Regions from separate parts of the Homo sapiens genome. Here regions 2 and 3 are each linked to region 1. A link is a loop called in an ENCODE intact Hi-C map of the cell type or tissue named here. Cell type or tissue: endothelial cell of umbilical vein. All regions are shown on one strand. Region 1 has its middle 22 kb from the start of LINC01751. Region 2 overlaps HAO1 (hydroxyacid oxidase 1). Region 3 has its middle 150 kb from the start of LINC01713.

Region 1 (2,500 bases):
CAGTATTTCAGGTCCTCACAAAATCAGAAGTATATAAGAAGGCCAGAAAGTCTGAATTTTGGCACATTTCTTCTTTCTAGAAAAGGTTCACAGGTAGGATGGTAGATGAGGAGCTGGTGGGCCAGGGAGAGTGGAGAAGCTGGCCATAGCACTGGGAGGGGCTTATCTAAAGTTCCTAGTGGTCCAGGAGCTACTTTTTATGGCTCTTCTAAGGAAAATGGTACCCATTAAGAATGATTTTTTTAAAAGCAAATGACATCCTATTCATAATTTCTTCTTAAAAATATGTCACCTCTGCTAGGAAGAAACCAAAATTGCCCTACATGAGCATTCATCATTATTTTTTAATCTTCATTTTCTTGTTGTGTTTCTTTATTACATTTGATTATGTCTGTCCTGTATTATAGTTTCTTATTTGTAGTGTTGCTTACCTTTTCCTGTTCAATCTGCCCTACGTATTCTCTTTGAGGGTGGAGGCTTGATCTCATTATTTGAATGCTTAACATATAGTTGATTATCAACAAATATTGAATAGAAAGCTCAAAGAACACATAGAAAAGAATAACTCAACATTGTAGTTTTTTACTCCCAGATTTCTTTTGTGAAAACTAAAAACTTCCTTGACTTTATTGAGATAAATGGCTTTTCAGCATGAACATTCATGCTCACTCATAAAAGCAAGTTCTCATGAGGTAGTCCCAGGAATAATACTGTCTTTTGAGTCTCTGAAAACTAAAGTATTCATGCTTCTTGCACGTTTTTTTTTAAATCATAGAATTCTTCAATATATTATTGGGACGGGTTATATAGTTTGGATGTTCTCAGTCTGCCAAATAATGGCCCAGCTGCATCAGAATCGATTTGAAGAGATTAAACAAACAAACAAAAACCGAACAGTTTCCAGTCACACCCCTAGAGTTTTGGATGTAGCAGGTTTGAGGTAAGGCTTGGAAATCTGTCATTTAAAAATACCTCCCCAAGTGTTTTCTGATGGGAAGTTGGATCACATCCTGCCTCATATTGTGGAATAGGTGGTTAAAAATCCCCCAAACTCTGTTCTTCCATTAGCAAGAAGGGTCACTACTGATGTGTGTGTTACACCAGAAGTCTGTTCATCTCAGACCTTCTTGGAAGAATAAGTTTGGTTTGCCTTCTCAGTGGCGGTCACACAAGACTGCATGAAAGAACAGTCTGGCTGAAAAGCAAAATTTATATTTTAGAACAATATTAAAAACATAGAGCCAAAGAGCCAGTTTCAACAAGATGAGCTTTCCATAGCATAGCTTTATCAGGACTTCTCTGCTTTCTGTTAACTAGACTGCCTGGTGAATTCTTCATGGCAAATAACTCTAGCCAGTGTTTCGAGAAAGTGATTTCTAGCCTCCTACACTCTAAGCCTTGGGAAGTACAATCCAATATTGAGACAGGCCGATTTGAAGAGCTCTGAGCCTCAGGGAACAGCGCCATCTGCTGATGACTGAGGACATAGCTTACTTGAGAACAAGAGTCTTCGGGAAAGCGGTAGATATTAATTATGTATGTCCTGGCTTTCGCACCACGGCCGCTATAACAACCTACTCCCAAGCACCAGGCATTCTTTCAGCTCATTGGGTGAGATTAGTCAGTAATAACTGGTGAGTGTTTTTATTACTTAAATATGAACACCATTCTTTGAATGCCATGGCTTAAGCCTTAGGTAGACAAACTCTGCCTATAGGTGTTCATGCATCAAACATAGAAGCTCAGCACTACTGGACAAGGCATGACACCTTTGCCACAGTAACTTTAATGGTTTAGGGACAATGTTCAAGGAGTCTGGTTACAGGGGGCTATGGGGAATTTCATCTCCTAACTGTTTTTCTTTAGGGCCCAACATCAGCAATCACCAGTTAGTGTGTGATACTCCGAAGTTTCAGCATGTGCCATTTCCTGCTGAACGGGTCTAACAGAGCAAAGCAGACCCCAGGGAAGCCCAATTTTGGTTAGGTTAAATCCTTAAAGAAACGAGGTGGTATTTTTCCCATTGGTAGTTTATTTATGTGTTTGTTTTAATGTTAGGGCTTATCCCTTCTAATATCCTCCCCAGGACCAGGAAAGGGAAATGTTAAAGTCATGAAACGGAGAGAGAAGAAATACCCTATCTGTGTGTGTGTATGTGTGCATGTGTGTGTAGGTGTGTGTTCTAAACCAGGTCTTTGAAAGATAAACATTTGATGTAGCAAAATGTTGAAAGTAAAAGTAATAAGCAAGTTTCATTACATTTTTCTAAAAATATTTGGCTTCCAAAATCAAACCCACTTAAAGTTTTCCTACTTTTATTTTCTTTTCTTAGTCATTTCAACATATTGTAGGGGATTTCACTGTGTCATAATAATGTTATTTTTACACAGATTTTAACAGTAAAAATAAAGTTGGTGGACCCCACTGCCCTCCACAAGAGCTGAAAGTTCATTTTTCTGCCCAATTCTTCCCACACACGTGAAAAAAACACATTTAAAAT
Region 2 (2,500 bases), 640 kb after region 1:
AGTGTTGGGATACACATGTGAGCCTCTGACTTTTTTCACTGTCACATTTTAATGTCATCAGGCACATTAATAATTCTGAGAAGAAGCAATCTCATGCTCTCAAGAAAGCCACCCAATAGCTTAAATTTTGGTGCAAAATCGTAGAAATCACTCCATTCGATGACTGTCTTTAATATGGCTAGATTCTAATTTTTTAATAGGTGTTTTAATCAACAATCTTGTTTCATTGCAAAGTGATTTTAACACTGAAGCCACTATTTATATGAAAATACTTTAGCAATGAATTATACATTTTAGTATATGTATATATATCAAATGTCCATAATCTTTTAATACATATATAAGCATATGTAATACGGATGTGTGTTTGTGTGTGTGTGTGTGAGTGCTTACACACAGAAAGAGCATGTCACTGACTTTTTATTGTTAGAAAAGCAAGTCTAAAACATAAAATTTGGTTACACTTTAGAGTGAAACAGACTTAGGTTCAAACCCCATCACCACCATTACTGGCACTAGACCTTGGTCAAGGGCTTCCTTCTTCTCTACTGTCAAACAGAATGAGAATTACTTCACAGGCCTATTGTAAGGATTAATCACAAGAACGTAAAGTCCAAGCATTGCACCTGATACATGACAGGCACTCCACTTCAGAAAGAGTAAAAATGTTCCTTAAAGCAAGTCCAGTGCTTTGCCTGGATTAGGTAAAATTGAGAATAATGGGGATATTTTCCTAGTAGGTATGCTGAAACATATATCTAGTCGGTCGCCTAGCACAACACATAAATATATAAATCAATAAAGCTTTCAAAAAATACATCGTTTGGGTTTAGAGCAAAGGAAATGACAATTCTTCCTGTTGAATGGTCTTTCACTCATTGTTAAGGTTGATCACTTAATCTTGGAAAATCCAGAAAATTCAACAGCTAAAACTCTCACCTACACCCTAATGCAGTCATCTGGGGTCTGTGTGGCTCTTTGTGTTACTCTGCAATCTGTTCCACCTGCATCTTAATAGGTGGTCAAGTCATAGCTGAGTCCCAAAACTTCACTTTGGAATGTTCTGGCCTTTTAGGCTCAAAAAGAAAGTGTTTAGATTTAATGGTTTTATGGCCCATCAAATCCAGTGTGGTAGCCTCTAATTGCATCCAGGGGCTGGAATTTCTTTTAAAACTTTTTTTTTTTTTGACAGTTTAATAAGAATTTGCTAATATGCTGAACATTCCTGGAACGCATTAGGTAGGTTTTAATTTTTCTTGATATGAGGTCCCAGCACTCCCTCATGTGGCACTTGCCCACATAACAAGTCAGAAGCAAAAGGATAAATGAATATTTAATCCTTCTTTTCTCTTTCTTTTTGATTTCTCATGTTTAAAGGGAGAAAAAAAATCTCAAGTAGCTCCATGAAAGATGAAGGAAAATTTTATTATAGCTACTGTGCATAAAACCTGAGAGGTTTCCATGGCAATGTTCTTAAAGCACCAAATGGTATAGTAAGCATTTTATTAATTGGATATTTGAGAAGTCAGAGATGTTCTACTTATCCTGGAAGACTAAAATTTAGCCTAATGATACCACCTATTTTATATGTGTTAGCATTTATGTTTATTATTGCTATTTCCTTCCATATGTTAAATATTCATAGAAATAATTTTGTATCCTTCTTTAAAGAATATAAAGAAAAAAATTCAAAAAAATAAATAAAAATGATCTGCTAGAGTTTCAAACGGATGTGCCATTATAAGTAGAGGCACTTATAAAACAGCTTAAATATTATAAGATTTACAACTATTAAAATGTTGATTAAGTAATCCATTGAATCAAATTTTTTATTCGTAACACAGTGCATGAAAAACTGCCCTCCATTCAGTATTTTTCAGTTATTTTTTTCCACTTTAAAAGACTTCTTAGAATTTTATCTTTTGTTTGATTGTAATTCATGACCCATTGTTTATGCTCCCAAATTTTGCAAAAAGCGAATGATTTCCCAATTAATTTCACTTCTGTGGCTTATTTTATCTTCTCAAAGTTAAAAAGATAAAACAATAAAACATAGGATGTTTGCAATAAATATTTTAAGATGATAGCATAGTGCTTGCCTTAGGATTCTTGCTACAGTTAATGACGTTTGGAAATACCAGTAACAGAGCAGGATATTATAGGTAGCACTGCCTAAGTGATTAATAATCTGAGCAAAGCATTAACCTCTCTAAGCCTCGATTTCCACACCCACAGGAGTTGGAGAAAGTTTCTCAGGGTTTTGCACTCACATATTTTAAGATGGTGGTAAAGATAGATGAATAAATAATAAAGTCAAATTGCGTGGCACATACTAATTGCTGTATAAATGCTGGTGATCATCATTTTTCACAAGACTTTGAAGTATCACTTTCTGAGTTTATGCAACATTTATTAAAGACGTTTGTGTTTTTAGCAATAGTCAGAGATAGTTACATATCTTGTTCCTCTCCTATAGACCAAGAATGTACTTTGAAAAATG
Region 3 (2,500 bases), 700 kb before region 1:
TGAGAAAATGACATTTGAACAAAGACTTGAAGGAGATGAGGTATTTACCTATGTAGATATCTGGAGGAACCTTCCAGACAGGGGAAACAGCCAGTGCAAAGGCCCTGTGGTAGGTGCTCTTCTGGCTACAGGAAGAGGGGGGATGTCAGTGTACCTGGAACTGAGCAAGCAATGGGAAGAACAAGGGGAAGAGATAGTAACCAGATTGCACGGAGCAGCACCTCTTAAATTACAGAACTTTCACTCATTAGTGAGTGAGATAGAAGAGGGGGCTTTGGAAAGTCTTGAAACCAGAAGTTGTCATAGAATGACGGTGGCTATCATTGGTGAGAATAGCTAAGACTAGAAGCAGAAAGACCAGTTATAAGGCTATTGCAGCAGTCTAGGCAAGAGATGATGGTGGCACAGGCCAGCAAGGTACCAGTGTGGGTGGAAGGAAATTATACAAATCTGGATATATATTGAAGAAAGGTTCAATGGGATTTCCTGGCTTTCTTCATTTTTGGAATAATGTAGCTACTCTGGCATTAGTCCAAGTCACTAGTAGTCATTGAAGAACAAAGAATAACTGGTGGAAACAGCTTCCTCCAGTGAATGTTATTGATAAGGGATCAATGTGAGGCACAGGTCTTAATCTCTTGTTCCACCTCCAATCCTGGCGATCTTTCCCTCTCATGACTCATGCTCAAAATTTGTCCAGTTCCTCTCTATACGTCTCATTCATAAATGATGTTGGTCACCACCTTCTCATTCAGCCACTGTCAATACTTCTGAAACCAATTGGAATGTAAGTAAATACATGCATTCCTAGGTAGGTAGGTAGGTAGGTAGGTAGGTAGGTAGGTAGGTAGATAGATAGGTAGATGCATAGATTCCCAAGCAACCAAAAATATAGATACAATGGTCTCTGCATTTGATTATGTGCTTGCTTGTTTGAAAGTGTAATATCAATCAATGCATCACGAATTGAGCCAAAGGTTTAGTGTTGGTGTTACTTAGTAGCGACAGCAAGCAATTTGCTCAAATCTCTTGGGCTTCTGTTTTTCCCTTGAAAAATGAAGTGAGTGGGAACGGTGCCCCTTAAGTACCAGTTAAGTTTACACATCACGTTTTCTGCTTCCACCATGCCCCTGCACCTTTATTTTCTTTCATCTTTCCAGTGATCCCCCCTAATTAGGAGCTCTGCTTATAAATGGTATCTTTTGTCTCTTTCAGTTACTTTCTTCCTCCCTGGTTTAATGAGCTTTCTCCACAGTGTGCCTTTTTCTCCCAGTAGATGGCAGTATTCAGTTTTGTTTCCTGATGCTACTTTGCCCTGTTGGAAGGCCTGGGCCAGCTGCCCTTTCTGCAAAGCCTATGTCCTTTTAGCACTAGAGGTGATCACAGAAGAGGAAATTAAGGGAGGAACTGATGAGTGTTGAAAGGCTCCCATGAAAACCGTGGCGATGCCAAGTAGCCTCCTCCTGTTTTCAAGCAGGTTTATTTTATTTAACTTTCGGGTTAGTGATAAAAACAACGGTCTTCCACATGTCAAAGTGTTGTCCCAACTCATCTGATCTTTCTACTCTGTGACGCAGTTAGTACAGATTTCATTGACCTCAGGTCTTGATCCCAGGAGTTATAATGGGATGGCTGCTGTTGTTGAGGATATTCAGGGTTAGAAGCAGGAAGACCAGTTAGGAGGCTGTGGCAGTGGTCCAGGCAAGAGACCGTGGAGCTACCAGCCGGGAGCACTGCAGGTGGGGGATGTGGTGTGGAGACGGATGGTAGTGGAACAAGCTCTGAGCTTGCTACCTGGAGAACCAGAGTCTCCTCTGGCACTGTTATTTCACTAATCTTGGCAACACTCTCAATTTCTCTGGGCCTCTGAAGACACCCCCTGTTCTAGGATTCTGTGGAATCATGAAGGAAATCAATCCACATGTAGCTTGCAAGTCACCTGACAAGGGACACATCACTCACCGGTTAATGGTGCATTGAGAGCCAGAAGCCATATCTTTAGTAGGGGCTTCACCTTACCACTAACTGAAGATGGTGTGAAAACATCCATTTCCGCAGTCCAGTTTCTTGTCTTTCCAGAAGAAATCTCATCTAGGAAAACAATATGTGTAACAAATCAAAGCAAACTGCTCCGGTTGAAAGGGGATAGAATCCTGCACCTCCTGGCCCCCACCTTCCCACTGACTGCAAGTAGCAAGTAAAGACCTCCAACAGAGAGGAGCAAAACCCCTGCCAATGTGACTTCAAATCTTCAAGTGCCGTGCCTTGACCTATGTTAATCAAGGAATTCTGGGATCACTAATATCAGTTTTTTCTTGAACTCCTCGGGAAAATTTTGCAGGGAGGAGAATAATATAATAAGAGTATGGAGGAATTTTTGTGTTTGGGAGTGGGATATATTGGGGCGGATGGTGTCACACAATAACTTTAAAACATTTTATGGTTCTTAATTGCCTATAAGATCAAATTTAGACTTGTTAGCATAGATAAAGGAGTTTCA

The links. Peaks named below come from ENCODE experiments on the same cell type or tissue, not always from the same donor. Only the 100,000 strongest peaks of a DNase experiment are listed, where the experiment ranks them.
Region 2: it touches region 1 in a loop (7-fold over the local background); 3 of 110 quality-filtered maps call a loop at or near these places.
Region 3: it touches region 1 in a loop (4-fold over the local background); 10 of 110 quality-filtered maps call a loop at or near these places.

The regions. Positions count from the first base shown.
Region 1 is chr20:7,284,645-7,287,144 of GRCh38, forward strand. No RefSeq gene overlaps it. Among named protein-coding and RNA genes, the nearest start is that of LINC01751, 22 kb to the right of the region's middle. In endothelial cell of umbilical vein, a CTCF peak has its summit at 1,477 (motif pointing left); a DNase peak (open chromatin) is centred at 1,457.
Region 2 is chr20:7,925,690-7,928,189 of GRCh38, forward strand. The region is part of intron 2 of HAO1 (hydroxyacid oxidase 1); the gene reads right to left. Among named protein-coding and RNA genes, the nearest start is that of HAO1, 14 kb to the right of the region's middle. In endothelial cell of umbilical vein, a CTCF peak has its summit at 1,291; DNase peaks (open chromatin) are centred at 822 and 1,252; H3K27ac peaks cover 1,344 bases.
Region 3 is chr20:6,582,013-6,584,512 of GRCh38, forward strand. No RefSeq gene overlaps it. Among named protein-coding and RNA genes, the nearest start is that of LINC01713, 150 kb to the right of the region's middle. In endothelial cell of umbilical vein, CTCF peaks have their summits at 1,273 (motif pointing right) and 1,473; DNase peaks (open chromatin) are centred at 619 and 1,279; H3K27ac peaks cover 386 bases.